Linked DNA regions of Mus musculus: all the other regions are linked to region 5. The links are chromatin loops, found by intact Hi-C in ENCODE. Cell type or tissue: left cerebral cortex. All regions are shown on one strand.

Region 1 (4,000 bases), 750 kb after region 5:
AAGCAGGGCAGCACAAAGGCCAGTTACTGGTTAACTTTAAGAAAGAGAGGATGATCTGGGGGCGGGGGTGTCATGTTAACCCAGTGAATGAGATGGCTCTGTCCATGGGTTTGTGGTCAAAGGAGCCCGTGGGAGTCAGTCTAGAGAGAAAGCTGGGAGGCTGACCCTAAGCACAGGTGGTAACAATTGTTCAGGATCCCCACGCCCACAGTCAGCCATTCCCCAGTGGCCCTTGCCTGGTTGGGTTCTGAGATTTGCAGAGCAATGCCTGGCTGGTTTGCTAAGGTTTTGTGACTCAGTTTCTTCAAGATCTGGTATTTCCAATCCCCAGATGAAAACTGTCCAGGGCAGGTAGGTTCCTGAGTGCCTGCTGAGGAAGGATCTAGAGAGGGGGGGTTCTGATCCCCAAGTCTCTCTCTCAGCCCCCCCAGGCAGGTCCCTGGAGGCTAGGTCCTAGAGGTCAGGATGGCCACCTTCCCCTCCTGCGGCGATACTGCCTTCTGCCTTCTGCCTCTTACTCTCCCGTTCCTCCCTCTGCTCCATCATGCCTTGAAGACTCTTCTGGGTCACCCAGAGTGTGGGTACATGCCAGACCCCTTTACAGCTTTGGGTTGGGGACTTTTCCCTCACACAGACCTTGGCCTTGAGTCTAGCCTCTGAAGAGCAGAGCCCAAGGCTCAATAGTGGCTTTCACTGGGTGGTTGACCTCACCGACACAAACAGGACAAAACCCCATTAGAGTTCAGATGGAAGCCTTCCAAGCCAGACAGCAACCAACTGGAGGCTTTGCAGTTCTCTTTCCTGGCTGCTTTGTCTTGGTCATGGGCCGTCTTTTTTTCCAACTGGAATGTTTTGAAACTCAGAACCTCTCTTGTAGTTGAGATGGGTGATGGCAGGGACCTTCAGTGCTTGTGTATGTGATTGGCTTCCTCTGATGTTGGGCATGGTGCTAACTTCAAACATGGAGTCTTATAACTTGGTGTCCTCCAAGCTCTGCTTGTATTGAGTTTATTTAATTGTTCTGTCACCTTGCCCTCCCATTGTCTGACACTCATGACTGCTGATCCCTTAAAGGACACCCCCCCCCCACACACACACACACACAGGGAAAGAGAAAGAGACACAAACTTAAGACTGGATAAAAGTATGATTGTTTTTAAACAAACCTAAGAAAAGCAAGTCAAAGATTCATTAACCAGAATTCTTTGAAGCCTCTAATAATCCTTATTAACAGTCTTATATCTAAAAATAACCACGGGCAACCATCTAATCTGCTGGACAGAGGAGGGGCTGGTGGTTTGGAGAGCTCGCCTGGGTCCTATGCACAGTGGCTGTTTTTGTTCCCACTGTCATCTCAGCCATCAGTTTCGGCTCTGCATGAAACACTGCCTCTCTGCTATGGAAAAGCTAACTCCACTGGCTAGACCTCAGCCCCAGAGAGGCTCAGTGACAGCTTCCATGTGTCTTTCTGGACAGAAGAGCTAAATGTCATTTTACATGTTTTCTCTGTGCTAGACCTGACCAGCCGTTATCTTGGGAGCATAGGGCTTCTAGCTGCTCACCACAACAAAAAGTTCACTGACAAATTATCCTCACATAGGAAGCAGTGATAGCTCTCCTGTGAGTCAGTAGGCCTAATTTCTGCCTTATCCTGCTGATAGTTAAAAAACAAAACCAAAAACGTGTGTGTGTGTGTGTGTGTGTGTGTGTGTGTGTGTGTGTGTGTTTAACAGGTGCTCTTGGAGGCCAGAAGATAGCATCAAACAGCCTGGAACTGTGAGTCACTTGGTGACCTGGTGTGGGTACTGGGAACTGAACCTGGGCCCACTGCAAGAACAGCAAGTGCTCTTAACCCTGAAGCCATCTCTCCAACCCTTTCCTGTTAATTTACAGTCACAAGGGCATCCGAGGAGGTAGACCATGTGACAGGGAAGAGGAGGAACTGGGCAAACTGGGACAGGGCTATGCACTGGGTGGGGGCGGGGATGGTAACAAAATATTTTGTTTACAAATGCCTTTGAGGGGCTATCCTCCTCCAATTCCTCAGACTACAGCGCCAGTGTGGCCATTTGTGGCTTTCTTCTGCCCTCTAGTGGGAAAAGATGGTCAGTGTTTTTCCTTGAGTGACAGCCAGACTCTCATATGCACTTGTCGGCCTTCTTATTACATCATGAATTTTGATAAGCCCATTAGCCAGCCAGGCAGCCAGGAGGAGGATGTCTTTCTCACTTGATGACTACACAATGAGGAGTAATATATTTTAATTTAAACACCATAAACCTATTGAGTGCTTAATTAACTTTAACCGTCTTTAGGGGAATGAAGCCAATTTGAGGGGGTCAAAAGGAGTTGTTTCAATATCAAACAGTTTTACATAGTCAATCCATTCATTCGGCCTACAGCTACTGATTAACACACAAAATTAACATGTTAGTAAAAATTCATATTCAGGCCTCTGGGGAAATTAAGATTCGCATGCACAGAGCGTGATTAGCACAGCTATTGTTTCCTCCCAACAATATAATTTAATGGGTTTTTAGAATTACAGAAAGAGAGACTCGGTGCTGGTTTGAATTGATTATTTACCACAAAGCTTTGAAATATAGAAACGATAGAAAACATCTCAAGCCAAAAGGGCCAGAGAACAGAGGCAGAGGAACTCGGAGAGAACGCTGCTTTCTGAGCAAGCTGGCCAGGGTGGACTGACAGAAAGGCAGGCTAGGTGCCGCAGCCAGAAGCCGGACCGAAGGGACCGGAGAGAGGCTTTGGGGCTGCGTGGGAAAGCATGGGAAAGTACGTTTTCTGCTTTTCAGGCAAGATGGGATTGCTTCATTTAAGATTCAATCACAGGACACATCCAGCCAATTCCCTAAAAGTACGTATCTCAGGCAGCTCATGCTATTCAAACATGTCAGAGTCAAATATACGGAGAAAGAAAAAACAGGAAAAGGGTAAGGTAATTACCATATTCACAAAACGAATCTAATTCTGAGCTTCCTAGCACACAAAGGGAAAATGCTAAGTGCCCTTTAATATATATTTATCTTTATCTCATTGTCTTAAATAACGTGCTTAACCGGATAGACATGTTTCCTTCCTTGTGCTAAACTGTGAGAGCAACTGATATACAGTCATTTAGAGAAAGGCCACCGAGTAGGAGGACTGTCACCACATCTAATGACAGTCTAGTGAAAGGTACAGAGGTCTTCAGAAAGGGCTTCTTACGTCAGAGCTCCATGAAAGGTGGGAAGCTTTAAGATCTGGTGAAGCCAGCTCCGTAGGGATCTGTGCCAGCGTGGGCCAGACAGATGCTCTGACGATCTTCCTGGAAGCTGGGTGGGTACAGAATCCTTAGGACTCAGTCCAGCAGGAAGCAAGTCGGGGTTTCCACCCCTGTAATGACGAGGTTTCTAAAGCAGCAGCCATATCTCACTGAGTACCTTCAGTCTCTGTATCTCTCCATTACACTCTGCCTGGTTGGTTCTGATGTGAATACGGTTCCCTCACACCATTTCACTGAAGGGCTAGTACTATTGTGTCACGCGCTTGGGGGGGGGGGGTCACATGCTGACCATATCTCTCCTCCCTCATCTCATTACTTCCTGATTTTTTTTTTTTTAACCACATGATACAAGTCTGCAGACCCCACTGCCACAACAGATCAAAGCTCTAGGGGATGAAGCAGTTAGAAACCCACTGGACACAACATGGCTGCTCCAGGGACCTGATCTGTCCACCCAGAGACCCTGCCTTCTAAACTGTTGGGGATACCAGCATATTAGCCACGTCTTCAAGGTATCTACATTCCTAGGACTCTATTTATTTACACCCAAGTAAATAATTACAGAAGTGTTTAGAGACTCAACTCTGTAGACATTCACCTCAGCATTAACTCCTGACACGCCAGAAACACTCAACAGTAGATTGAGTAAGTCTGGCTTGTGTTAACTAGTTGTGAGTAACCAGCAGCCTAAAGCAGACCTACATATATCAATACAGA
Region 2 (4,000 bases), 830 kb after region 5:
TGAGGGCAGGTGTGCACAGACAGGTGCTCTCTCCCTCTCTGAGGGCAGGTGTGCACAGACAGGTGCTCTCTCCCTCTCTGAGGGCAGGTGTGCACAGACAGGTGCTCTCTCCCTCTCTGAGGGCAGGTGTGCACAGACAGGTGCTCTCTCCTTCTCTGAGGGCAGGTGTACACAGACAGGTGCTCTCTCCCTCTCTGAGGGCAGGTGTGCACAGACAGGTGCTCTCTCCTTCTCTGAGGGCAAGTGTGCACAGACAGGTGCTCTCTCCTTCTCTGAAGGCAGGTGTGCACAGACAGGTGCTCTCTCTTTCTCTGAGGGCAGGTGTGCACAGACAGGTGCTCTCTCCCTCTCTGAGGGCAGGTGTGCACAGACAGGTGCTCTCTCCTTCTCTGAGGGCAGGTGTGCACAGACAGGTGCTCTCTCCTTCTCTGAGGGCAGGTGTGCACAGACAGGTGCTCTCTCCCTCTCTGAGGGCAGGTGTGCACAGACAGGTGTTCTCTCCCTCTCTGAGGGCAGGTGTGCACAGACAGGTGCTCTCTCCCTCTCTGAGGGCAGGTGTGCACAGACAGGTGCTCTCTCCCTCTCTGAGGGCAGGTGTGCACAGACAGGTGCTCTCTCCCTCTCTGAGGGCAGGTGTGCACAGACAGGTGCTCTCTCCTTCTCTGAGGGCAGGTATACACAGACAGGTGCTCTCTCCCTCTCTGAGGGCAGGTGTGCACAGACAGGTGCTCTCTCCTTCTCTGAGAGCAGGTGTGCACAGACAGGTGCTCTCTCCCTCTCTGAGGGCAGGTGTGCACAGACAGGTGCTCTCTCCCTCTCTGAGGGCAGGTGTGCACAGACAGGTGCTCTCTCCCTCTCTGAGGGCAGGTGTGCACAGACAGGTGCTCTCTCCCTCTCTGAGGGCAGGTATACACAGACAGGTGCTCTCTCCCTCTCTGAGGGCAGGTGTGCACAGACAGGTGCTCTCTCCCTCTCTGAGGGCAGGTGTGCACAGACAGGTGCTCTCTCCTTCTCTGAGGGCAAGTGTACACAGACAGGTGCTCTCTCCCTCTCTGAGGGCAGGTGTGCACAGACAGGTGCTCTCTCCTTCTCTGAGGATAGGTGGGCATAGACAGGTGCTCTTGCATAAATAGGATCATAACTGGTTTCCTTTTATTCCACAGTAGAATAAGTTAATAATGCATCCATAGTGTAACAGTGTTCTCTATCAAATGTTCTAATTAGGAACGCAAACTACCTTCCTATGATGTCAAAATGTCCAAGTGTAGGTGGACTCCAAAGACCATCTGGATCCTGGACTTATGCCCAGGCAGCACGGGACTGTCCTTGATTAGACCTCTCTGCCCACATATTTCAGAGATGGAGAGTTACATGCTGGGCATCCTGGAAAACACAGTCCTCCAATTCCCCACTCAGACATCTGATTGTATCATTTTTTTTATTTTTTTGCTCTTCCCATTTGTCATATTAATAAAACTTCAAGGTAGGTTTTCTCTTTTTTTCTGGTGTTTTGGGTGTACATTTATTTAACTATGTATTGAAGTCTGCATCTGTATGCTAAACACTCATGCAAGAAAGAGCAGAAAGTCAGTACTGCTCTTACGTGTTTTCACCTGCAAACTATTCCCTTTGGGAGGAGAGATGCTTTTTTAAAAGCAAGAATAACTTCAGAAGAGACAGACAGACAGACACACACACACACACACACACACACACACATACGGAAAGGGAGAGAAAGACAGACACAGAGACAGAGAGGGGGCAAGAGACAGAGACACACAGAGAGAGGGAGAGAGACAGACAGACAGAGACAGACATAAGGAGAGGTAGAAGGACAGAGGGAGAAAGGGAGAGGGAGCAGGGGAGGGAGGGAGGGAGGGAGAGAGGGAGAGAGAGAAAGGGGGAAGAGGAAGAGGGAGAGGGAGAGGGAGAGGGGGGAGAGGGAGAGAGAGAGAGAGAGAGAGAGAGAGAGAGAGAGAGAGTTCAACTTCAATCATAAAGTGCCCCCAAGTGGACATTGTTTAAACTACATTGAGAAATCCTACAATTGCAATCAAGACTGAAGGCACAAACACTCTGGTGATGGGCAGCAGTGGGCTTACTTACTCTTGGTTTTGTACATAATTTAATAAGACCAGCAGCTGGGGAAAAGAATCTCATTGACGTATAAAAAAATAGACTCTGCAAACACACTCTTCTGGCTTCCTGGGAACTTAACTGGGTCTGGATACCGCCTGTGGCTATGCTAGATCTTACAAGGACAGAGTGGGTCCTAGAGCCAAGAGAATCCCCCTGTGGCCTTTCTAGAAAGCTCCCTGTCTATTTAATTGTATTCCTTACTCCACTATCAGGACTTATCCCACTGAATTACTTGGCATCCTGTTAAGCCTGTCACTTAGATTCCATAACAAATTAAGTTCTATGAAGGCTCTGCTCTTTCTCAGTATTAAAATATTCATATCTGCTCTAACAACCTGATTTTTTAAAAAACTGGCTAAAAGCTTTGCTGGTATCCCCTATAGGAAGTGTCATTTTTAATGAACCCATAGGCATCATAAATAAAAAATAGCTGGTAATAAAGAATTGATAAAGTAACTCTGGCCCCAGAGAGATGTCAACACAGCCTGGGGAGAGCCTTTTCCAAAGAGGAGTCTGGAGCCTGAAGACCCCCCCCCCAAACAAACAGTAAAGAATCAGGGCACTTGCTGAAAGCGTTTTCTTAAAACACAGGGGTCTCAAGGAGGGTAGATGACAAAGGTGACAAGGAGGGCCTTCTGTGATGCATGGGAGGAAAAGGGGTGCAAGTGTGGGAGAAGAGATGCAGCCAGCATTTCCACAGCATTTACCAGACTAGGTACTGTCTTCCCCCAACCCAGGAAATTAGGCAGGGAAGCTTCCTGTTGTAAACGAAGCCAGACCCCTTCCATGAATGGAGGTGGAAGGGTCTGAATCCCAACCCAGGTCTCATACACAAAATGTGAGCCATAAAGCCAGCAAGTGTAACACTCACTAGCCCTGCTTGTGGCTGAAGTGTCTTGGTAGGGAAACCATTGCCTAAACCAGACCTTCTTCTATGGTTCTAAGTGCTCTACCTGCAGCCCAACCTTCTTTCTACAACTGCAGACAGTCCACCCCATGACCCCACAGGTAAGTGCAAGGCCCAGAAAGCTAAGCTTCAAAATATAAACAAAATACAGCCCACACTGAGTCACGACTCTGCCTTTTCAGGTCATGATAAGACCAACGGATTTTTCTTACTTCTCTAAGACTGCAAACTCCTCTGCTCAGTGGCGATGACAGCCTTGTTCCAAAGTGGACTCAAGGCAGCCCCAACCACCGACTTCACTGAAAGGCAATCAGAAGAGAATGTAATTAAGTATCTGTTCATGGCAACAGCACTTGTCATAAGAGAGTTTCTAGAGGAGGGCTGGTATAGAGCCTGGCCATTTGTGACAACAGAAAACCCCAGCTCCAGGGGTGTCCAGGACCACCCACAGATCTGTTCTTCATCTTCCTAGGGGTGGCCATGCAAGAGACCCACTCTCTTCAGCGGCCCACTGCGTGCACACCACGCTCCTCTCTCCACATCTCTAAATGCCTCTCACAGCATTTTCTTGGGGTGCGGGGAAGAAGAGTGGACAGGGAATTTGGCTTTTGCCACCCCTGGGAAGGTACATGACGGTGCACATGACAGAAAGTCTCACTTCACTCTGGACCTTCTCCCCCAAGCAGTGGACAGAAGGAGAGAGGCAGCCTGACCTGAGGCAAGCCAGTGTGTTTAAAAGAAAACAGATACAGCAAGCTTGGAATAAGGGAACAGTCGTATATTCTCAAGTAACAGACGGTCCAGATTAATAATCTTACTTCAATCTTACTGGTTTCCCGTTTTGGTTTGTTTGTTTGCTTGTAAGTGGGTCTCTCTGCCTTTCTGTGTGTCTCTCTGTCTGTCTCTGTCTGTCTACCTCTCTCTGTCTCTCTGTCTCTCTGTCTCTCTGTCTCT
Region 3 (4,000 bases), 470 kb after region 5:
AATACTGTGAGGATTAGCCCTCAGGGAGAGGGAGGACTAACCTTCAGGAAGAGGCAGGACTAACCTTCAGGGAGAGGGAGAACTAGCCTTCAGGAGGAGGAGGACTAGCCTTCAGAGAGAGGGAGGATTAGCCTTCAGGGAGGAGGAGGAGGACTGGCCCTCAGGGAGGAGGAAGACTAGCCCTCAGGAAGGAGGAGGACTAGCCCTCAGGGAGGAGGAAGACTAGCCCTCAGGAAGGAGGAGGACTAGCCCTCAGGGAGGAAGAGGACTAGCCCTTAGGGAGGAGAAGGACTAGCCTTTAGGGAGGAAGACTAGCCTTCAGGGAGAGGGAGGATTAGCCTTTAGGGAAGAGGACTAGCCTTTAGGGAGGAGGACTAGCCTTAGGGAGGAGGACTAGCCTTCAGGGAGAAAGACTAGCCTTCAAAGGGGAGGTCTAGCCTTCAGGAAGGAGGACTACCCTTCTGGGAGGAGGACTACCCTTCAGGGAGGATTTGCCCTTAGGGACATGGGCTCCAGGTCAATTCCACTTCTATTTCTTCAAGTCCCATATGTGTTGTTTTCAGGAAGAGGGTCTTACCTTCAAGTTCTGAGAGAAAACCAAGTATGATGGCAATAGCCTATATTTGTTTTGGGGTCTCCTGAAGTCCTCTGACCAGCAACACAGAGGGATGCTTCTCATGGCTCTGGGTTATTTGTCAAGGAATCTATGGCTCCTAGGAGAAGCATTGTTAGTCCATGTGACACAATACCACTTAAACAATAATGTATTATATATAAAAATATTTAAATAAAATAGTGTTACCCATTAAGCTTCACACCACCACTTTCCCATAAGCACCTGTGTCATACTATCTCCTGCTCTCGAGCCTTTCCACAGAACGTTATTAAAACTAATCAACCTGGCGTGATTGTGCACACACCTCTGACCTCACTACTCAGGGGACTAATGTAGAAGGACTGAGAGAAAGTTTAAGGCCTTCATAGTGATGATCCTATCAAAACCCCTAACAAATTGACATTGGTAATAGTATTGTTTAAGCTAGACTTTATTTGGATTCAATGAGTTTTTGTGCAGGCCCTTCTCCACTCCAGGAAACAGAGCCAGGTACTATTATGCATTAGATTCTCTGGTTTTTAATAGACTTGAAGTCATGTCCTTGGCGGGTGTAACTGAACACACTTCTAGAAAAAGCAAACAAACAAACAACACATTGAAGGCAAACATATGCTTAAGTGCTTATGAATAGTCATCCTTACAACTTTATGTAGCAAGGTGTTCTTATTCTCGTTTTCTTTTCAGAGAGGTTGAGGCTTGGTACAGGCCACTCAGGGGCAGAGTTCAATTCCATCAGACAGCTGGCTCGGGTTTAGAGGATGTTATATCCCTGACCCTTCACCAGAGCTAGGCTGGAGAGCAGACCGTCACCTGTGGGAAGAGCTAACTCTGTTCAAAAATGAATATAACGCACCAGCAGCTACTGGCCCATTTGGCCAGAGTCCCCTATGTCCCTTCCTCCTGTATCCACTCCTTTTAACTTATTCTGACTAACCAACAGCTGCTTGTCAATCTTACCCAGTGCTCTGGGCTACAATGCAAAGGCGCCTCCTGGTGTTTGCATTTGAATAGGGACCCGAGTCTGGAAAACAATGAGGCTCGGGTGGGAGTGGGGGCGAATTCGAGCTAATCCTCTTCCTGGCGTCTTCCATTCCACCACGTGGCATTACCTCCCGCACCTGCGCAGAAACCTCGATTCTCCTTTTGAATTCCTTGTGAATGAGGTCTGTGCATCTAAAGAGGGACAGAGCCTTCCAGGGACAGGAAAAAGGACTGCTTTTCAGCCAGTGTCTCTTTGGCACCACCTCCTGGGTTCCTACTTTCCTGCATGGGAGCACTATCCATTGTCAGGCCAGAACCAGGCAGGGAGGACTCTAGGTGAAGGTAGCTGTCTCCGACCTTTCCAAACATTCAGAGACCTTTCCCCAGTGCTCGAAGGGATGCTAATTGTCACTGTGCAGTAGAGACATGGATGGTCCGAGTGACCAGCTGGTAAATGATACAGTAAGGCCTGTAACTGTGGCCCGCCTGCTTCTGTCTACACAGCTTCAGATCTTCCACCACAGCGAACATTGTCACCACGATTGTTCTAGAAATAGGGCCATTGCCAAAACCAACCTCAAATTCCTGGTGTGCGGAGGATTCTGTGATGTCCTGGGTCAGCAGTCTGTGGTTCTCAGTCCCTGGAGAACCAGGCAGGAAACAAAGCCTCTTTCTCAGGCACTCTCCTGAAGGCGGAAGTGGCTCTGTGTGGTAGGCAGCAAGTTAGAGGCCAGGGCCAGCATCCTGTCAGGGAGTGAGCATTTCCGCATTCAAAGTGGCACACCGAAAGGACACTGAGAGTGAACCACTGCCACTCTGTTTACCTGGGAGTTCTCTGGGACCTAGGAGCAATGCTAATCCTTTTGTTGGCTTTAAGAGGACTCAGCGAAACCAGCTCTGTCCGAAAAACAGCTTGGGGAAAACTAATAGACTACAATGTGGACTGACTCAGCTCAGTCATCATCAAGCCACTCGCGGAGCAGCCTTGTTGTTGATGAGTTGGCATGAGGTCACCCTACGGGCAACAGAAGTCACCACTCAGGGCTGGTGAGATGGCTCAGTGGGTAAGAGCACCCGACTGCTCTTCCGAAGGTCTGAAGTTCAAATCCCAGCAACCACATGGTGGCTCACAACCATCTGTAACAAGATCTGACGCCCTCTTCTGGAGTGTCTGAAGACAGCTACAGTGTACTTACATATAATAAATAAATAAATCTTTAAAAAAAAAAAAAAAAAAAAAAGTCACCACTCAAAAGTATGAATAAGAACTGCTACCAGGTGTTGTCCTTTCCCTACACACAAACGCTCGACATGAGTGAACTTGGCTAATCCTAGGAACAAACAATAAAACAGTGTGCATAATTACTACTGTCACTTGACTGGTAAAGAATCTAGGCATTGAGGGTCTGGAAATTTGTACTGGATCTAGGACCAAATATGGCACTTTGATCCCTTAAAAGTTTCAGGCAGAAGGAATTGAAGGAAGGAATAATTGTTAAAAGCTCACATGGTAAGCAAGTGGCAAAGTTGGGAGCCAACGTTATCAGAAAGGCTAGGAGCAGAGAGTACTGGGGACGGCTGGATACATCCATGCTTCCCTTTCCTGTGGGTTTTGATTTTGGTTTTGTTCTGGTAACTTTTTTTTTTCTTTTTTGGACAAGGTCTCACTTGTATGTATGTAGCCCTGGCTGACCTGGAACTCACTGTGTTGACCAGGCTGGCCTTGAACTCACAGAGATCTATCTGCCTGCCAAATGCTGGGATTAAAGGCATGTGCTACAACGCCTGGCTAGTGTCTTATAATACCTGTTTTATGGGATGAAAATCACAAAGAGAATTTACACCAGAAAAGAAGGGAATGGCCCTCAGTGGGTGCCTGGTTCATGGAAAAATGGGCAGTGTCTGAGTCTTCGAGTGTCCAAGGGAAGTAAGTTTGGAAAGACCATGGTGCTTAGGGGGACAGAGGGAAGGAAAACAACCAACACTGATGTTAGGGGGAGAGTTGCTTAGAACTTAGTCATTGATTTGATTGCCTTTATATTCCCTCACAAAACCATGGGATGAAGACAAAGTGCCTACCCTCTATGGGGATTGTAATCTGGGAGCAGGGAAGGGGAAAAGTTAAGCTTTCAACTAAGCACCCATGAACTTGCAAAGGCATAAAATAACCTGCAAGTCTGGCTTCTGTCCTGCCATAGTTTGAATTCTTGAGGATCAGGTATGAATGCCTGCCACACAGTCATCTATGAAGTCGGTGCTTAGGCATTACTGCATAGTGGTTAAACAGATATACAAGATACACTGAAGGAATAGCCTATGGGGTTATGTTTCTGATTGTAAGAGGTAGAGATGGGGGTGGTGGAAAACCCTCCATTGAGATTTGAGCCAGGGTTTAAGAGTTGA
Region 4 (4,000 bases), 390 kb after region 5:
GTGGAGGGAAGTGGGGAGGGTGGATGGGGACCAGAGCTGGGGCTGAGGGGAGGCTAAAGGAGAGAAGCTAAAGAGGAAGGATGGTGTGGGGGAGGGGCAGAGAAAGATGGAGGGCTCCAAAGAGATGGTGGTCAAAAAGGATAAGAAGGGACAGAGGGGAAATGTTGAGGAAAAAGAGACTGGAGAGTCGACGGAGAAGGGAGAAAACCACGAAAAGGAAAAGGAGGAGGGAGCGTGTATTGGTAAACAAGCCGCAGGCATCTTGCCCTACTTCAGATGAATGGGGGAGGGGAGGGTCGCCTGCCGAAGGAGACGCGCCGAACTCACGTGTAGGGGCACAAGTGGCTGTACTAATTTGCTGCCCCAGGTCTCTTGAGGACTCTTCAAAGTGGTCCCCCCACCCAGGGGGGAAAATGATGAGAGCCTGTTCCTTTTCCCTTTTATTGTCGGATTCGGTGAAGGAGGATACATTTTTGTCCCCCACCCCACCCCACCCCGTTGGAACTACTAAAAAAGTCCATCGGTTACTGCTTTTGGAAAACACAATCCTGCCTGGTCACTTATGCCTCCACCCAAAAGAAAAGCCCTGTCCCTTCTCTAGCACGTTAGATCTTGTCAATTAAACAAAGCTGGGGGTCTCCCTCTGAAGACGCCAGCACATAGCGTTTCTCTATTCTCATCTGCTTCTTGGACATCCTCTTCATTTTAAAGCATGGGGGTTATATTGACAGTCCTCCACGCTCAGGCACTACTTATAGATTAGCATGTGCTGGTTACATAAACCTAGGATTTGCGCTACCTTGAAAAATGATATTTAGGGACAAAAAAAAAAAAGTCTAGAGGAGCAGGAAAATGGCATTTAAACCCCGTTTTGCTGCTTCTTTTTAAAAGTGGAGTTAGAGAACGCTACGGGATTCACCGCCGCCTGCCCGCCCGCTGCCGCCGCCTCTTAACCAGCCCAGAAAGCAACCCTGAAAATGTGTTCACTACTTTAAAAGTAGCAAGTGTTTGCAGCCAGGTGACTGAGTGCTCACTTAGATAGAGCTGGAGGGTTTTTTGCTCCCTCCCCCCAACCCCACCCCCGCCTTTGGTGGCTTTACCTTCCACCCTTAAATCTTTTAAGAAACTAAAAATAGAAGTTAGAGCTTTCTAATTCCCCCACACGATAAACTTAAGTGGCAGACAATTAAGATATCTCCTTTAAAAGGCGTCCCCTCCTAGCGGCGCAAAGAAGGGACCTTCAATGGGCGCCGTGCACCTCCCAGGCTAATCCCAGAGAAGAGTGAAAGCGCCTCCCATTATCCCAGCCCCAGGACCATCTGACGCAGGGGATAGGATTTGTTTCCTGGAAGAAGAAGAGGAGAGAGAGAAAGAGAGAGGGAGAGGCGGGGAAACAGAAAAGAAAAAAGAAAAAAAAAAAGACGCTGGGAAATAAAATCATTCCTTAGTTTCTTAGTGTCTTAATCAGTGAGGCGGAAAACAAGCAAGAAAAGATAGCAACGCGGTTGCGGAACCTTTTCAGCTCCGGAGCGCAGATCAAAACATTGAAGCATCTGTTGAAAGGAGGCTGACTAAATCCTATAGAGGGCCTGGGTATTATGGGGGTTGGGGCGAGGGAAGGAGATGAGAAAAAGTGTCTTCGTGATCCCTAAAACCACCAAATCGCTGGAGAATTGGGGCTGGAATAGAGTCGTCTCGTTATTGTCAGCCCACGTCGTCAGGATTTTATTCACCGCCGCGTGGCGTAGATCAGATGGAAACCATATTTGTCTCCCTCAGAGACCTAACCTCTCCTTATGCTTCTGGAAATGGACTCTTTACAACCCCAGATCAGCCTCTTGGGCTGGAAAGGAGGCCAGGGAGGGAGGGAGACCCTCTTAGCACCAAAGGGCCAGAGAGATCCCCAGGAATTTAAGCCTGGATAGCTGACACCACAGACCGAAGTCCCCACGCCCAAGATTCTCCTTTCCAGCCACTCTTCCTCCCCACACTGGAGGCGGAGCAGAGAGCCTGGGGGAAAATGCACTTAGGTGGGGGTAAATAAGGTGGGTGGGTGGGACATTCAAGAAGTGTATGACCCAGCACACTCTAGTATCTAGCTGCCTTGAGTTAAAAGTCCCTGAACTAGCGCCACCTCTCGCCCTCAGCGGTCACCACCAGGCCTTTCCCTTTTAGTCTCTAGTTGTCCAGCTCTCCAGGAGGAAAACGTGCCCTAAGCAGGCAACACTTCCTCTAGCGGAAGTTATTGCCCTGGACTTTAGTCTTGGCACCCAGAGACAGGAAGAGGGTGTTCATTCCCTGGTCTCCATGCAAACCTGAGCCCCAAACGCCAGGGAGCACAGGAGTGGAGGGCTTCTGAACTCAGCCCTCCTAGATCTGAGCTTCTGGGCCTATTGCCCACGACCGAGACACCTTCGATCAAGTGGGCGGGGAAGGGCTTAGCAGAACTTTAGAGTGCTGGGGGTGGAGAGTGGATGGTCACCAGTTGAGGTTCTAGCTTCTCTGGGGTGTGTTCTTTGGGAATGCATGGAGGAGTCAAACCTCAGGCCCTGCATGGTTGGTTATATCTTTTCCTAGCTGATCTTTATAGACACCGGAGATGCCTGGACCTGTGAGCACTCTGAGCTCCAACTCAAAGCTGCAGGTTCGAGGTCACCTGAGCCGCGGCGAGGTGTCACCCAAGGGAGCCCGGGCCTGTACATCAGAAGCCTGCACTGACCAAGAGCGGCAGCGGTGCTGGGAAAACCAGAAAGGAACACTTTTCTCCCTACCGTCCCAGTGTCCGTCCTATATTGTTTTCTGCTCTTAAAACTGACATGTCTAATTGGCAATTGGTGCCGAATCGTGTCCAGAGGTCTCTTGTGGAACATTTCTACAGCTGTCTCCTTCAGCTAGACGCTTATTCATGTCGCCTTAATGAGAAACAAAACGTTCTCTAATGAGCAATTACAGAGCGACAGGATTGTTCCCATAACAAATTCTTGCAAGTGACAGAAGCATCCTTTGTACCAGATATTTCGCATACTGTTACCGATTTTCCCTTCTCTAACCCGGCTCTGTGGAGGCGCCCTGCACGCGGGGCCGGTCTAAGAGCTCACCGATTCACAGCAGCCCCTTCGCCATCCCTGGGCAGCCCCCCCCCCCCCCCCCGGCCCTATGCCCCAGGCTCTGTGGTGCTCCGGGGGAGTGAGACTCCTCGTCCCATTATCCCCGCATATTATCTCCTTGTCACGAACACAACAAATACCGATTAATCTTCGAAGTAAACTGTTTCCTATTCTTGACCAAGTTACCTCGGTGTGAGTGGGAAGGAGAGAGAGCCAACCCACCCGCTCTTCTTCCTGCACCCTTCTCACAGATCCTGGGAAAGGAAAACATAGTTCCTATCTGCCCCCTGGCCCCAGAACCTCTTCTCTTAGCCTCAGCCCAGTACTCGGTTTCCCTACCCCACTTGTAACCAGTTGCAACCACCGAGAATAAGAACTGGAACTGGGGGGGGGGGAGTACATGGGTTAAAGTTGGGGGAGGGAACTGGCCATGCACATGGGGTTAGGGGGTCCGCCTTCTCCTACCACCTTACTCAAAGTTACATAATTGTCAATTACTTCAAAAGCAAATAATACAATTATATTTACTTTGCAGTCTCTCGGTGTGTTAACTTGTCTCAGTTGTACTGCGAGTGCACACTACTGCATTATAATGTCAAATTTGAATAAGGCACCACTAGGTTCGACCTTACACATGTACAATCTCCTAACCACTTCATACAACCCTTGACATACATAATCCTTACAGTCACCAAGATGCTTTCACAAACACCAATTACAAAGTGAGGTTGGGGTACCTAAGCCTTCCAGGATTGTACCCTCTTTAATCTCCTAGGTACTGGAAGCCCAGAGGAGTAAAACACTTCAGGAAGGTGGCTGCTTGAGTTTTACCTTGCGTGGGTTGCCCTGGTACTGAAGTCCCGGGATACCAACCAGGGCGTGTGCCCCAGCTT
Region 5 (4,000 bases):
CTAACAACTGAGATGGGTCGTTAAAAGTATTAAATGATTAAAAATGAGAGTTTATGAGCCCTTTTCAAAACCAATGTTTTTAATAAAAAATAAATTGCTATACATTAATTATGTAAAAATCTCTAGGAACTTTGTTAGTTTTAGGAGCAGAAAAATCAAAGAAATTGTCTAAATCAGGACGAGCAGCTTCCAGTGATGAAGTTCCCCTCAAATCATGCTTGTACCTCACACTGCCGATCAGTTCGCCCAAGCCCTAATTACTGTAACTGCCTGGCGCCCTTCCACGGAGGTTTTTTTTTTTTTCTTTCTTTCTTTTTTTTTTTTTCTTTCATTTTTTACAGTATTTCTGAACAGACTGACATATTTTGTTTACTGACAGCAACTAAAGCTCTGTGTAGGATCATAAATAAAGAAGATCGTGTTTAAAAATCACTAATATCATTTTAAGAGGTACTGCAGCCTTGTGTTTTGGCCTCTGTTTGGCTGTGTTAGCCATGAATGACAGCTTCCCTGCTTGAAGCACACAGAAAGCACAGCCTTGCTCATTCACTGACAGGACTGTGGCCTTTTCACACGTTCCTTCCACAGCAGTGTTTGTCCCCAAACACTGGAACTCGACACAATGGCATTCCTACTCTAACACCCCCACCAACAGCACCAGTACATAACAAGAATGCTAATGAGCTGGAGCTGGCCCTCATGAAAGTGTTAACTACATTTCATAGAAAAGTGGTTATGCTGTTCCAAAGATTACCAATTAAACAGATTTCTGCTTAGCTCTCAGCAATTTCCAAGATGTTTCCACTCTTGACAAAATACACGTGATAAATGTAAGGCTAAGCGACTTTAAGCTGTCCTAAATATAATATCTCATTTGAACACTCACGAAGCAGTATATATTTAAGATCACTGTAAAGTAATGTGCTTAATTCAGCCCCAGGCTGTAATAGCCAAGCTAAAATTTAAAATGAAAAAAAAAAAATTACTAGGGTCATAAATACAAAACCAGTAGCCCTGACTTTTCCTTTAAAGTTGCAATGTAACGATTTGTTTAAGAGACCTTCCTTTGGGCTTCTAGAATTTTTAAACCCATTATAGTTTAACAGACAACAAAACAATATGGTTTTCCTATGGGATGTCAAAAGTAGACTAAACGGAACTGATGTCAAAGTGATCCGGTCCTACAATTTTATAATCTTAAGAATTGTTAACAAAACAAGAGCCGCCCCTCGTCCACGTTTCACCTGTCTGGTGATTCCTGAACAGGGTGAGACAGAAAACTAAACAGAACCAGCTTTCTGGAAGGCCGAGTGAAGTAGTGCAGCTCAATGAATGCTCATTAATGCCGAGGGGGACACTCATAAGATAAAGATGTGGCCAGGCTTGCCAATGGCCAGAGGTGGCATTGTAACAGTGCCACTGCAGTGAGTTTTAAAAACATCGAAGCCATGGAAAGAGGACCCAAGTGCATATAATTAAACATGCGTGACTAAAGAAAATAGAATTTTTTGCAAACTTATGGCATTCCTCCTTGCTTTCATCCCTGTACTTCAGCTTACCTATAGCATGATGAAGCTTAACATTGTTACAATGCAGTAAGGCATAGAGGTAGAGAAAGTAGCAGAGAAACGAGACGTTTAAGGATTCTTAAACTTAGCATAATATTGAAATGCTTATAGAGTAGTTAAACGAACAATCTGCAACTAACTAAAAATGTAAAGTTTTGCTCATATTTACATCTAAGATTTAATAAATTATACTTGACAGCATTTTGAGTAATGACCTCTTTAAATTAAAGCAGCAATCCTCAAGGCATTTTTGCCACAGTGAACTGAACTCCTGAGTTTAGCATTTGTTTAGAGTGGCAGAAATAAGAGGCGTTGGCCCTTATTGTCCGGATGTCTTCTGTCTCACCAACCCTCACTTTTAATAAAACTTAGAAAGTGCTTATCTCCAGATTTTATTTAAACAGTGCTTTTCTTGAAATTACAATAAAAGCCATATGCTATTTTTTAACATTGAAAATAACTTAAAACCCTTCACTTAGTGAAACACAACTACAAATAAATTTAATTCAGAAAGGCATCATTTATTTTATAAAATCATTATATATTGAACATTAATATTTAAATATTAAACAATTAAAAGAACAAAAATTTTCTTATACTGGTTTTTGTATATGCTGGCCTAGTAGAACATTGGAACAGTCTGGATTTTTAATCAAATTGTCTATAGTAGTTATTAATCCTCTCTGAATCACTATATCTCATTAAAAGAAACTAAGTACACTTTCCCTAAAAATAAAGTCTGAGACGTCCCTGGAAGTTCCAAGAGCTTTGATGAACTTTCTTCTGCCCATCGTGTGTTGCAGTTCTCCGAGTGGACAGCAGGAGGTGCTGTGTGAACACCGAGCCTGTCATCTGGAGCCCAGCTCCCTCCAGTTTTCTGTGTGCAGTGAATAGTGAGACGCTTTCAAAATATTCATTTATCAGCGGCCGGTGGCCTGAGATAATGAGCCAAATTCTAAAATGGAACCTCCAAGTTTACAATGTAAACCCCACCCTTATTTAACACAAAGGTTGGCTTCTCTTAAGTGTTATGTTGGAAGATTTTTTTTTTAATGGTACAACCTTTTTTTTTTGTAATTATCCAAACTGCAACATTCTGGTTACAATATAAATCCTTTTTTAAGTCAATCAAATGTCCCAAAACTAATTACAAAACCATATGTCTTTACCTTCACACATACATGTGTGTGTGTATAAATAAACATACAACTATAGAATAAATGCACAGAGATTAAAAGGTAAAATCTAATTTAATTTAGTCAAATACATTAATTCAACTATACTCTGGATCCTGAAATACACAAGTTAAATAAGTATAATGGAATTAAGTTCTCTTGAGGAGAAGTTAGTTCACGATTCATTTCTGTAGAATCTGATTTGCTTTTAGACCCATTTCTACAATAGTGAGGTGAGTTTACACCAGAGGAAAAATGAGGAGTCTCAGCCTTCAGAGGAGTGCAGATGAATTCATTTCCTTCGTTGGTGTTACTGACTCTGGAATAACCATGTAAGGATCTGCTTTTCCTCTGCAGAGTGAGCAGTGAGGAAAGATGAGGCAGATGACACTCCATACCAAAAGACAGACACAATCAGCCCCTTTCTTGCTGCCTTTGAGATTCCAGAGCATTTTTGGCTCCCTTAGAGGCGCTGAGCTCACAAAACATGTCACGGTTCTTTTATGACACAATGCCAATCATTGCGTCTATAGAACCAAATACATCTGAAAAAATATATATAATACAGTACTTTTTAAAAAGGGATGGCTTACCTGCTTGTAATAATATTTTTGCAGACTTTAACCGTTGATACAAGGCCCCAAGAACTCCTTGCCCGTGCATCTTAGCCCCCAAGGGTCTGAAACCTTCTCCCTTAGAGACCCAAAGTGGTCCCCTCAAAGGACTGATGGAATTTTGCAGGCATTTTTCAAGCAGAGAAACTACTGGAGAGAAAAGGGGGAAGGATTCCTTTGACCCAACTGAGATACGCTGTCTGGAATGCAGCCTCGAGACTAGAGCTAACTCTTAACATCTATTATTTATGTCTGACCTGGGTTAAGTCTTAGCGAGGCAATTCCTGCGTTACCAGTGGCCACCAGGAAGGATGTATTTATATTGCGACATCCCCCCCCATGCAAGTCTCATAAGCTGTGTGAGCACACCTGAATAGTTCTGAAGTGTGCCTAACTAGCTGCATGGAGTGTCATGGTGTGCACTGATTGCCTTATCTTCTCATTTATCACAGATGAGTTGGAACCAGCCTTGCCGAAAACCTACTTGCATTGTCCTGATAAAAACTGTACGATCCATGATGTTTCAGTGTCCTGCGTCCTGTAGAGGAGTCCGTGTACCCAAAATATCACATCTGGAAATTATTTATAAAGTATGATCCACACCTTTATAATAAGCCTTCCTACCCCAGGCCCATCATTGGTA
Region 6 (4,000 bases), 950 kb after region 5:
ACTTAGGAAAGCTATGTGTTTTTAGGAGATCAGTGTTAAAAAAAAATAAGATCAAAGCAGGTTTTAGAATGTCGTAAAAAGAATAAAAGGATAAGCAAATATTTATGCAAGGTGAATCTGACAAAATTGCTTCAATAAAGGCCAGTCAGAAGCTAGGTTAGAAAATATGTGTGCTTCATATATGAGATATGATCTTGGTGTAGTTCAGTGGTAGAGGAGATGCTTAAGCATGCAAAAGGTCCCAGCGACAAGAATCTGTGACAATCAGATTCCCATCCCACCTGCTTTCATTTGAGAGAAACCATAGATTCATCCCAAAGTCACATTCCATCACAAAATCTCCCCAAATCAAAAATCCACAACAGTAACTTCATTTGGGAAAATGATACTAAATCGTAGATTGTGATCACTTTATGCAAGAGACCTTCTTGTGGCTGCTCAGCCCTTCTGATGGACCCCCTTTTCAGAGCCCCTCAATATGGGCCAAGGCTTGTAAGAAAGGGAATAAGCAATAGCACACGCGTGAGTGAGTAAGAGACAGAGACACAGAGAGAGACAGAGAGAGAGAGAATTACATCTTGCCAGTCCCCAGCTACCAAGAAGGCACGGGCCCCATCTCAACAATACCCACTCCCACACCAAGCTCTTCCTGACTGAGGGGACCAAGGTCTTCACACCAGGAATTGTTCCAGAGCCTCCCGCCCCCTTATAGCTACTAGAATAACATCGATGACACTCTAGCCATAGACAGGAAGGATGTCTGTAGCTGTTGCCACCACTCTCTGTAAGGGAAGAGGCTTCCAGCTGCGAGTGCAGTCTGCTCTTGAACTTGTTCTGGGGATTTGGCCCCACTGAGACTGTGGCCTCTGGGTAGCATCCTGGCTCTGGAGAGCTCGCCCAAGACCACTTTCTAGATAGAGAGAGGGACATGCATATGTCCCTCTCTGCTCCTTGTGCATATGTTTCTCTCCCTCCTGCCTAAAGAAAAGCCATTCAGAATCCAAGATTCGATTAGATAGGATGGATTTTTCACGCTAAATAGAAACGTTTTCGAAGTCAGAGCACTCCAGAGGGCAAATAGAAGAGACCGGGCTTTATGCCTCTGATACCAAGGATGGGAGAGAAAGACCAGCCTCAAGGTCAATGCACCTGAGGCTCTAGGTTTCACCGTTGGACTGCAGGCTCCAGAGTCTACAACAAGGACGTTCCCCTCCTCCACCTCAGGGACTGGAGGTCCCCAGGCGCGGCCATTCCCCCACCCAATCTCCCAAGACAGACGCTTTTCCTTCCTTCATTACCTCATTACCTCCTTCCCTTGACGTCAGCCTCCCGGAGTCAAGGGGCGGGAGGATGGGAATGGGTTTGGGGCAGTCGGTGTCAGGAGCCCCATAGTACAGTGGGGAGGAGGGAGCGGTGAGGTAATGCGCACCCAATCCTCGGCAGCCAAGATGAGGCGCGCAGCACCTTCCAGCCTGTCATGAACCGGTGTGTGTGCATCGCAGTTACTAAGCAACGCTATCTGCGACGCGGGATGCCCGCCAAGTTCACCCAAAGTTGAAGAATAAATTTGGGGTAGAAAAGGTGGAGAGTGGAACTAGAAGCCAGAGAAGGGGGCGGGGGGGGGGGGGAGCAGAGTTAAATGAGGAAAAAAGCTGAACTTCCTTCTCCAGGGAGCAAGAAGGCTTTGCTTGCCAGCGCAGACATCTCCACAATCACCATCTCGAGCAAAGGCCCCAGAGCGCACACAGGACAGCCACAAAACACGTCCACAAAACATTGCCACAGGCCAAAACTCTAGAGAGCAAGGGTGAGAGGAAGGAAGTGGCCCACTGTTTAAGTAGTTTGGCCTGTGTGGTCAGTTGACACGGAAGGCTTTTAACTGGAAGGACAGGGTTGGAGTACACTTGGTCCTTTTTTTTTTTTTTTTTCTTTTTTTTTTTTTTTTTCTTTTTTGTCCGGGCAAGTTAAAGGGCTCCCAGCAAAGACCACTAAGAAATAACTCATGACAGGGCATGGTGGCACATGCCTTTAAATCTCAGCACTCTGGAGACCTGAGACAAGCAGATTCCTCAGTTCGAAGCCAGACTGGTCTACAGAAAAACTACCAGGACAGTCAGAAAAATCCTGTCTCTCGAAAAACCAAAGAAAAGAAATAAACCCTCAAAGCAGCAGTTCCCTTTTTATCTCCAAACACAACGGCCGGCCGTCGTTTTATAGGCCAAGCAATAGCCCAAGACACCTGCTTTAATTAGAGTGTCTGGGTCTAAAGAAGACTTCTTTTGCCTGCCTTCTTTTCGCCTGTTGAACGCGATGCGGAGGGTCAGGCATTCTCTCGCCGCCAGCTCACCTGCACTTCCTGGATTTCCAGGATCTAGTCTCGGTGCTCCGCGCCTTCTTACCTGCTGTAGGGCGTCCTCAGGAGCAGGGCCTGGCTGCCTGTGCAACTGTCAGTAGGGGTGTGGCAGCCATACACCGGAGGTGGCACGGAGTACTGCTGCTCGCCTGCCAGAGAGCCAAGGGCAGCAGTGAGCGAGACTCGGGAGTGCGAGTCACTGGCAGAGGTTCTGGTGGAGGGGGGACGGGATGGAGAGCTTGCTGAGCATCAGACGGTGAGGTTTGGCTCCAGCTGCAGGACAGCGAGGCCGCCTCAACTCAAGGACTACTTCCCCACGATGAGCGGAAGGAGATTCGATCTTTTAAATAGGGTAAAACAAGCTAGTATTTCTAATGTCCCTTTAAATGTTTCTACTCGCTCTCCCAATTTGCTAGGGATTGAAAATTCGGATAGGATGCGGTACTATAGATGGAGGCATCCAGTAAAGACCCGCATCTTTCCCACTCACCCAGCGAGCCCTGCTGGCCCATGGGGTCCTCGTGTTTGAAGGAATGGTTGGGGAACTGCGCCGCGTGATGCGAGGGCGTGTGGCCATAGCTGGGCGCCCCGTCGAAAGTGACCGTGCTGTATCCTGAAGAAGCGGCAGGGAAGAAAAAAAAGAAAAAAGAAAAAAAAAAGTACAGAATCAATTAGGTTCCTGAAAAAGCAGGGGCACTAGCAGCGGGTACCCGATGTCCTAACTCTCGTCAGCAGTAGAGTCGTCCTCTGCCACCCCTGCCGCCCCCCACCCCCACCCCCACCCCTGCCTTCTAGGACTTCAGGCTCTAAGCGGGGAACCCAACGCTGTAGTGGGAACTAATCCGATCCTTTCTCCCAAATAAAATTACAAACTCCCCGCTTCCCCCAATTCCTCTGTGCCTGTCTTCCATTGCAGCCTCCAGCAAGTTGGGTGTAAAAACCGTCGCCCGCCTGGCGGAGAAACTGTCTTTCGTAAAAACAAACAACACCGTGGCTCTCGCGCTGGGGCGGCTCGGTCCAGAGGACTGGGTTTCCTCTGCTGACCCCGCTTTGACTCAGGGCTGTAAATCAAGGGCCCGCGCACCAACTTTCATTAATTACTCTGAGCCAGTTCAACGGTCTGCGCTTTAAAAGGAGAGAGTAATTACCAGGGCATGTTACCTCTCTGGTCTGCACAGCCTGACACCAAGACACTCAAGGCCTTTAGGAAAGCTTGTAGGGGGGGGGGGTGCGGGAGGAGGGAAGAAAGACCCTTCCAGTTAGGGCGAATCCTTTTGCCCCTCCCAGCCTACCTGGAGCCCAGAGGGCTCAGTTCTGCCCACAGCTGTGGTGACCAACCTTCTTGCCCCACAGGCCAGTACAATGTCCCTACCTATCCCTGTGTAGCAGTATCTCAGCCTCTGTTTTCTTGCTGAAAGCTGAGGCTGGTGACCTCCCCTATCTCTCAAATGGATGAAAATCAACAGGGAGTCTTGAAAATCTTATTCTTTCACGATATTGTTACTAAGTTTCTATAAACACATTCCCCACTTGTTTTGCCAAAGCTCAAGTTGGTGTGCAAGCCGACATCTTAAAGATCCTTCTAGGGACTTAATTGGGGTAGGGCCTCCTCCCCCACCTCTTGGTGAAGTTCAGGAGAGGGAGCCA
Region 7 (4,000 bases), 960 kb after region 5:
GGGGGGGGGGCAGTCAAGGATGTTGACTGTAAACACAAAGAAATCTAGCATTTCAATGGTCTTAGTGCATTCACCAGTTGCTGCACATTGATTTTAACTCACACGGATTCGTGAATCCAGAATCGTCATGAATTTGACTTGGAACCCAAGGCTCAGAAAGTTATTTGCCTTGAGCAATTGCCGGTTCCTCTTGGGGATACACAATATATAGATGAAGACTGTCCTAAGGGAGCTTAACAGAGCTGCACTATCCGTCGATACACCTTCACTTTCCACCATAGTGGACACCGCGTGAGATGCTTGGGGGTTTTGACTAATTTGTAAAGGACTAGAAGCCCCCCCCCCGTCCTCTTTCTTGAAAGGAAGGAAGGAAGAAAGGAAGGAAGGAAGGAAGAAAGAAAGAAAGAAAGAAAGAAAGGAAGGAAGGAAGGAAGGAAGGAAGAAAGAAAAAAAGAAGGAAAGACAGACAGGGCCCCCACGACAAGCTTCTCCCATCTCCCCTGTTCTCTATCCCTAACTGTGTAATAGTGCCCAGGGTCATTGGACTTCTTGGGGAAGACAGGCCCTTTGGGATACAACCTCTCAAGCCAGCTTGCCCTGAAAGTCCCTCGCCCCTGTCCCTCCTCCCCACCTCCCGACCTCGTATTTCTACTCGTTTCCCTGTTTCCCTTAACTTGGGGAAAGAGGAGCCCTTCGCGAAGAGCCAGGGTTTCATTACCAAAGGAAAGTGGAGATACTTTCTTTTTTAGTCTCCTGCAAAATTTTTGGGAGGGAGATGTGGATGGAAGTGATGTGTAGAGAGGCCGGTTTGATTTGAGCTCCTGAGAGTATTGTATTTCAAGAATGGAAAAGGACATAGCTCAGTATCCACCTTTACATTTTTCAGGTTTGTCTGGGGGCGGGTTTGCGCGGTGGGCTAGCAGGAGAGAAAATGGGCGTTCGGAAATTGGAACTCCTCTGTCATTTTTTCTCAGAATTTCTGAGGGGGAACCCAGGAAGCATATGTTTGACTCCCCATTTCAATCCCAGGGTGCCCTTTTACTCTAACTTCTCGCATAAAAGTAGCAAGAAGTTCCTATCAGGGTGGAGAAATAAGTGCGAGGCGAATTCCAGAAGCTGCCTGCGCTCAGTTGGAGGACTCCTGGTCAGACTGGACGCTCCTGAGATTCCCCTTTGCCCAACTATGTCTAGAAGTCCAAGCGGCAGGAAGCCAGTGCTCTGGGACCCGCAAACCTTGGGGTCACAGAATACCCCATCCCTTTCTCCTCTGGTTACCCCAGCAGACGCCTTGCTACACTGACTTGGGTGCCCTGAGCTGACTGTGAGAGCTACTGACAGCCTGCCCAGGGGGTGTTGCACTTGCCGCCCACCCTAAACCCCCCTCCTTTGAGGCCTGCCCGGGTTCCAGAAAAACGAAGGTCACGGCGAACTAGGTGCTTCCTACTCTTCCGTTTTCTCCACCACGTTGGTGCAGCCTCGGGCCTCAGAAAGGATAACGTTCCAAACTGTCTGTCTGCAGGCAAAGCCTGCTATTAAACTCAAGCCAGCAGGGGAAACTGAGACCCAACTGAGATAGGAAAAGCAAATGGTACAGCAGTAGTTAAAAGCAAGGTGGATTGAAAATGAGATCTCACCTTCACTTGGCAACCAACAGCTGTATGACTCCTGAAGAGTTTTAGCAGTGTTTTTGAGCCTCAGTTTTCACATTGGAGAAAATATGACAGTAGCGTTCTACCTTCGGGGTTGTAGATTAATCCCATAGGAAGGTAGTGATCTGTTTACAGCAAAACCACTCGATTTTGATACTATTATTTGAAAGATTTTTGCCGAGCTCAACAAAACCCCACAACTTTCAACGTCCAATTCGTTCTGGAATGGTTTAAACCACCGTCTCTGCTTCTTTAGTACTGATGGAATTTGGAAGAAAAGAGACACTGGCAGTCTAGGTGGCTTCAATACGTGTCTTAGAAGGCGCATAATTATTACAAGATGAAAACCATCACATCTAGACGGAAGGGGGAGCGAAGATCTCAACCCGGTCTTTCATCCCGGGGCTGTCAACTTCATCTGGCTGAGCACAGCCTGGAGGCTACAGCCGTGGCCCCAGGGACCGGCGCGCACGCCAGGGCCGCGCTCTGGCGGGTCACCCCGAGGCTGTTGACAATTGAATAAACACGCTGTAGCCTTGCGATCTGTCAGTGGCTGAGGCCGCCAGTCTGCGCCCACGGCCAGAGGATGGCGCGAAGAGTGACCCGACCTCCAAGCCACCAGTCACTGGGTTAGCCGCTGCCCTAGGGCCAGGCCGGAGGTCTTGAGCCCCAAGAGCAGGACAAACGTGCCAGCGCTGTTTCTCTCTCCCAGCGTTTCTAAGTAAGCAGTCCGCCCAGGGCTGCAGGGAAACGCGCATAGGGCTCAGTTTCCAGACTAGCGCAGTTGGCAAAAACAAAAACAAACAGATTTATTTTTGCAAAATGAAAGAAAAATGTAAACATCGGTGGACTTTTTTGTGATACAGCTCACCCCTAGACTTCTTCTTTCATTTGAAATTTATCTCAGTTCTTTCTTTCTTTCTTTCTTTCTTTCTTTCTTTTTCTTTCTCCTTTTAAAAAAATATTTATTTATTTATTTATTTATTTATTTATTTATTTAAACCAACCTTCCATCTGGGCTTCAAACTCTCCTCCCTGGCCTGGTTAAGGGGCTAAAACCACCTAGCACTGCCTGGTGCGAGATGCAAATTTTGCCCTTTCCCCCAGTTCCTGGTGCCTGGAGCCGCAGTGTTTTGACGCCACACCACGGGTTCCCCAGCTCCCCAAGAGCCACCAATGAAAGGATTCAGCAGCGCTGCTTCTATTATTATCCCGTAAATCTTTTTAAATTCTGGAACTAATTATATAGAGGATATGTCTCAATTTGTTCTGCATTAATGCCACAGTGGGGATGGAGACCAGGCCGTGGCCAGAGCAGATATGGAAGCCCATGAAATTGATGAACTGAGAGTTGCTTCCAGTCCAGAGCGCACCATCTGGAATTCCAGTCTGAGGTTACAATTAGAACTCCTGACCCCAGATTCAACTTTGCAAACAAGGGTGGGGGCGGTGAAAAAAAAAGGAAGAAGAAGAAAAAGAAGAAGAGGAGGAGGAGGAGGAGGAGGAGAACTTATGCTACACCTGGAGAGAGAGACAGAGAGAGAGACAGAGACACAGAGACAGACATAGGCAGAGACAGAGACTTTAATCTTCTCACCTTAGAAAATTCTTTCAAAGTATTTGTGTTTTTATGTTTTTAACCTAGAAATGATAACATCCTTTATAGGCAGGGCTTCATCTCATCCCCCTCACTCCTGGCTACACTCCGGGTCACTTTTCTGTCAACACTGGAATTAATTAAATATGAATGAATTATTCCTCAGAAAACTAGCTAAATCTAAATATCACTTTGTGATTTCCCTTTTGATAAGTAGTGTAACTGCAGAACATTATATGGACGAGGAACTCCCTCCCTCCCTCCCTCCCTTTGCTGCCCTTTCTCAGTTTAACTTTAATCAAAGATTGTATTTGTGTCATGATTGTATTTGGTTTCTAATTCAGCAGAACAATCTCTTCTTTCCTCTAGTATTATGCTCTTCTCTCTCTCTCTCTCTCTCTCTCTCTCTCTCTCTCTCTCTCTCTCTCTCTCTCTCACCTTGACTCCCAGAAGAAATGAAAGACCAGGCAGAACTGGGGAATCTGTTCAATTGATTAGCATAAATGCCTCGACAAAATGAGTTATAAATCACGTGGATGCATTAAGCCTGAAGTCAGCCCCTTGCCAGGGCACTGGTGTCTAAATAAATGTTCATAGAAAGCACAGTATCCCTGCTCACTCTCACCCTAGGTAAAAATGTAAGGATATCCAAACGTTGAACTAGGAACATGGAAGGTGGTCTCAGGATAGGAGGTTAACATTGTTTGGGCTTCCAGTCTGTGACAAGGACAGAGACTCTGGACAGTCTGCATTT

What was found. Hi-C counts contacts between places; a loop is a spot of excess contacts. Peaks named below come from ENCODE experiments on the same cell type or tissue, not always from the same donor. Only the 100,000 strongest peaks of a DNase experiment are listed, where the experiment ranks them.
Region 1: it touches region 5 in a loop (11-fold over the local background); 16 of 42 quality-filtered maps call a loop at or near these places.
Region 2: it touches region 5 in a loop (4-fold over the local background); 3 of 42 quality-filtered maps call a loop at or near these places.
Region 3: a loop joins it to region 5, with 6 times the contacts of the local background. A loop is called at or near these places in 22 of 42 quality-filtered maps.
Region 4: it touches region 5 in a loop (3-fold over the local background); 6 of 42 quality-filtered maps call a loop at or near these places.
Region 6: a loop joins it to region 5, with 2.4 times the contacts of the local background. A loop is called at or near these places in 2 of 42 quality-filtered maps.
Region 7: a loop joins it to region 5, with 2.6 times the contacts of the local background. A loop is called at or near these places in 2 of 42 quality-filtered maps.

What each region holds. Positions count from the first base shown.
Region 1 is chr2:105,332,607-105,336,606 of GRCm38, reverse strand. The region is part of intron 3 of Them7 (thioesterase superfamily member 7); the gene reads right to left. Among named protein-coding and RNA genes, the nearest start is that of Rcn1, 65 kb to the left of the region's middle. In left cerebral cortex, a CTCF peak has its summit at 2,086 (motif pointing left); DNase peaks (open chromatin) are centred at 2,103 and 2,764.
Region 2 is chr2:105,254,887-105,258,886 of GRCm38, reverse strand. The region is part of intron 1 of Them7 (thioesterase superfamily member 7); the gene reads right to left. Among named protein-coding and RNA genes, the nearest start is that of Them7, 33 kb to the right of the region's middle. In left cerebral cortex, a CTCF peak has its summit at 2,035 (motif pointing left); a DNase peak (open chromatin) is centred at 2,042.
Region 3 is chr2:105,614,209-105,618,208 of GRCm38, reverse strand. The region is part of intron 1 of Pax6os1 (paired box 6 opposite strand 1); the gene reads left to right. Gm35946 (a long non-coding RNA gene) reads right to left here. Exons shown (of 5, transcript XR_866617.2): 2 at 2,174-2,341; 3 at 1,258-1,426; 4 at 578-713. Among named protein-coding and RNA genes, the nearest start is that of Gm35946, 4.7 kb to the right of the region's middle. In left cerebral cortex, a CTCF peak has its summit at 1,640; a DNase peak (open chromatin) is centred at 1,732.
Region 4 is chr2:105,685,882-105,689,881 of GRCm38, reverse strand. It overlaps Pax6 (paired box 6), which reads right to left. Exons shown (of 12, transcript NM_001310144.1): 6 at 3,939-4,000. Among named protein-coding and RNA genes, the nearest start is that of Pax6, 12 kb to the right of the region's middle. RefSeq lists enhancers at 1,098-1,836, 2,754-3,087. In left cerebral cortex, CTCF peaks have their summits at 1,237 and 2,132; DNase peaks (open chromatin) are centred at 1,329, 1,663 and 2,138; H3K4me3 peaks cover 1,442 bases; H3K27ac peaks cover 594 bases.
Region 5 is chr2:106,080,577-106,084,576 of GRCm38, reverse strand. Dcdc5 (doublecortin domain containing 5) reads right to left here and starts at 3,578. Exons shown (of 24, transcript NM_177844.2): 1 at 3,337-3,578. In left cerebral cortex, a CTCF peak has its summit at 2,368 (motif pointing right); a DNase peak (open chromatin) is centred at 2,394.
Region 6 is chr2:105,131,904-105,135,903 of GRCm38, reverse strand. Wt1 (Wilms tumor 1 homolog) reads right to left here. Exons shown (of 10, transcript NM_144783.2): 2 at 2,844-2,966; 3 at 2,400-2,502. Among named protein-coding and RNA genes, the nearest start is that of Wt1, 7.4 kb to the right of the region's middle. In left cerebral cortex, no CTCF peak of the experiment used is centred here; a DNase peak (open chromatin) is centred at 1,554.
Region 7 is chr2:105,121,276-105,125,275 of GRCm38, reverse strand. The region is part of intron 1 of Wt1os (Wilms tumor 1 homolog, opposite strand); the gene reads left to right. Among named protein-coding and RNA genes, the nearest start is that of Wt1os, 3.2 kb to the left of the region's middle. In left cerebral cortex, no CTCF peak of the experiment used is centred here; a DNase peak (open chromatin) is centred at 1,856.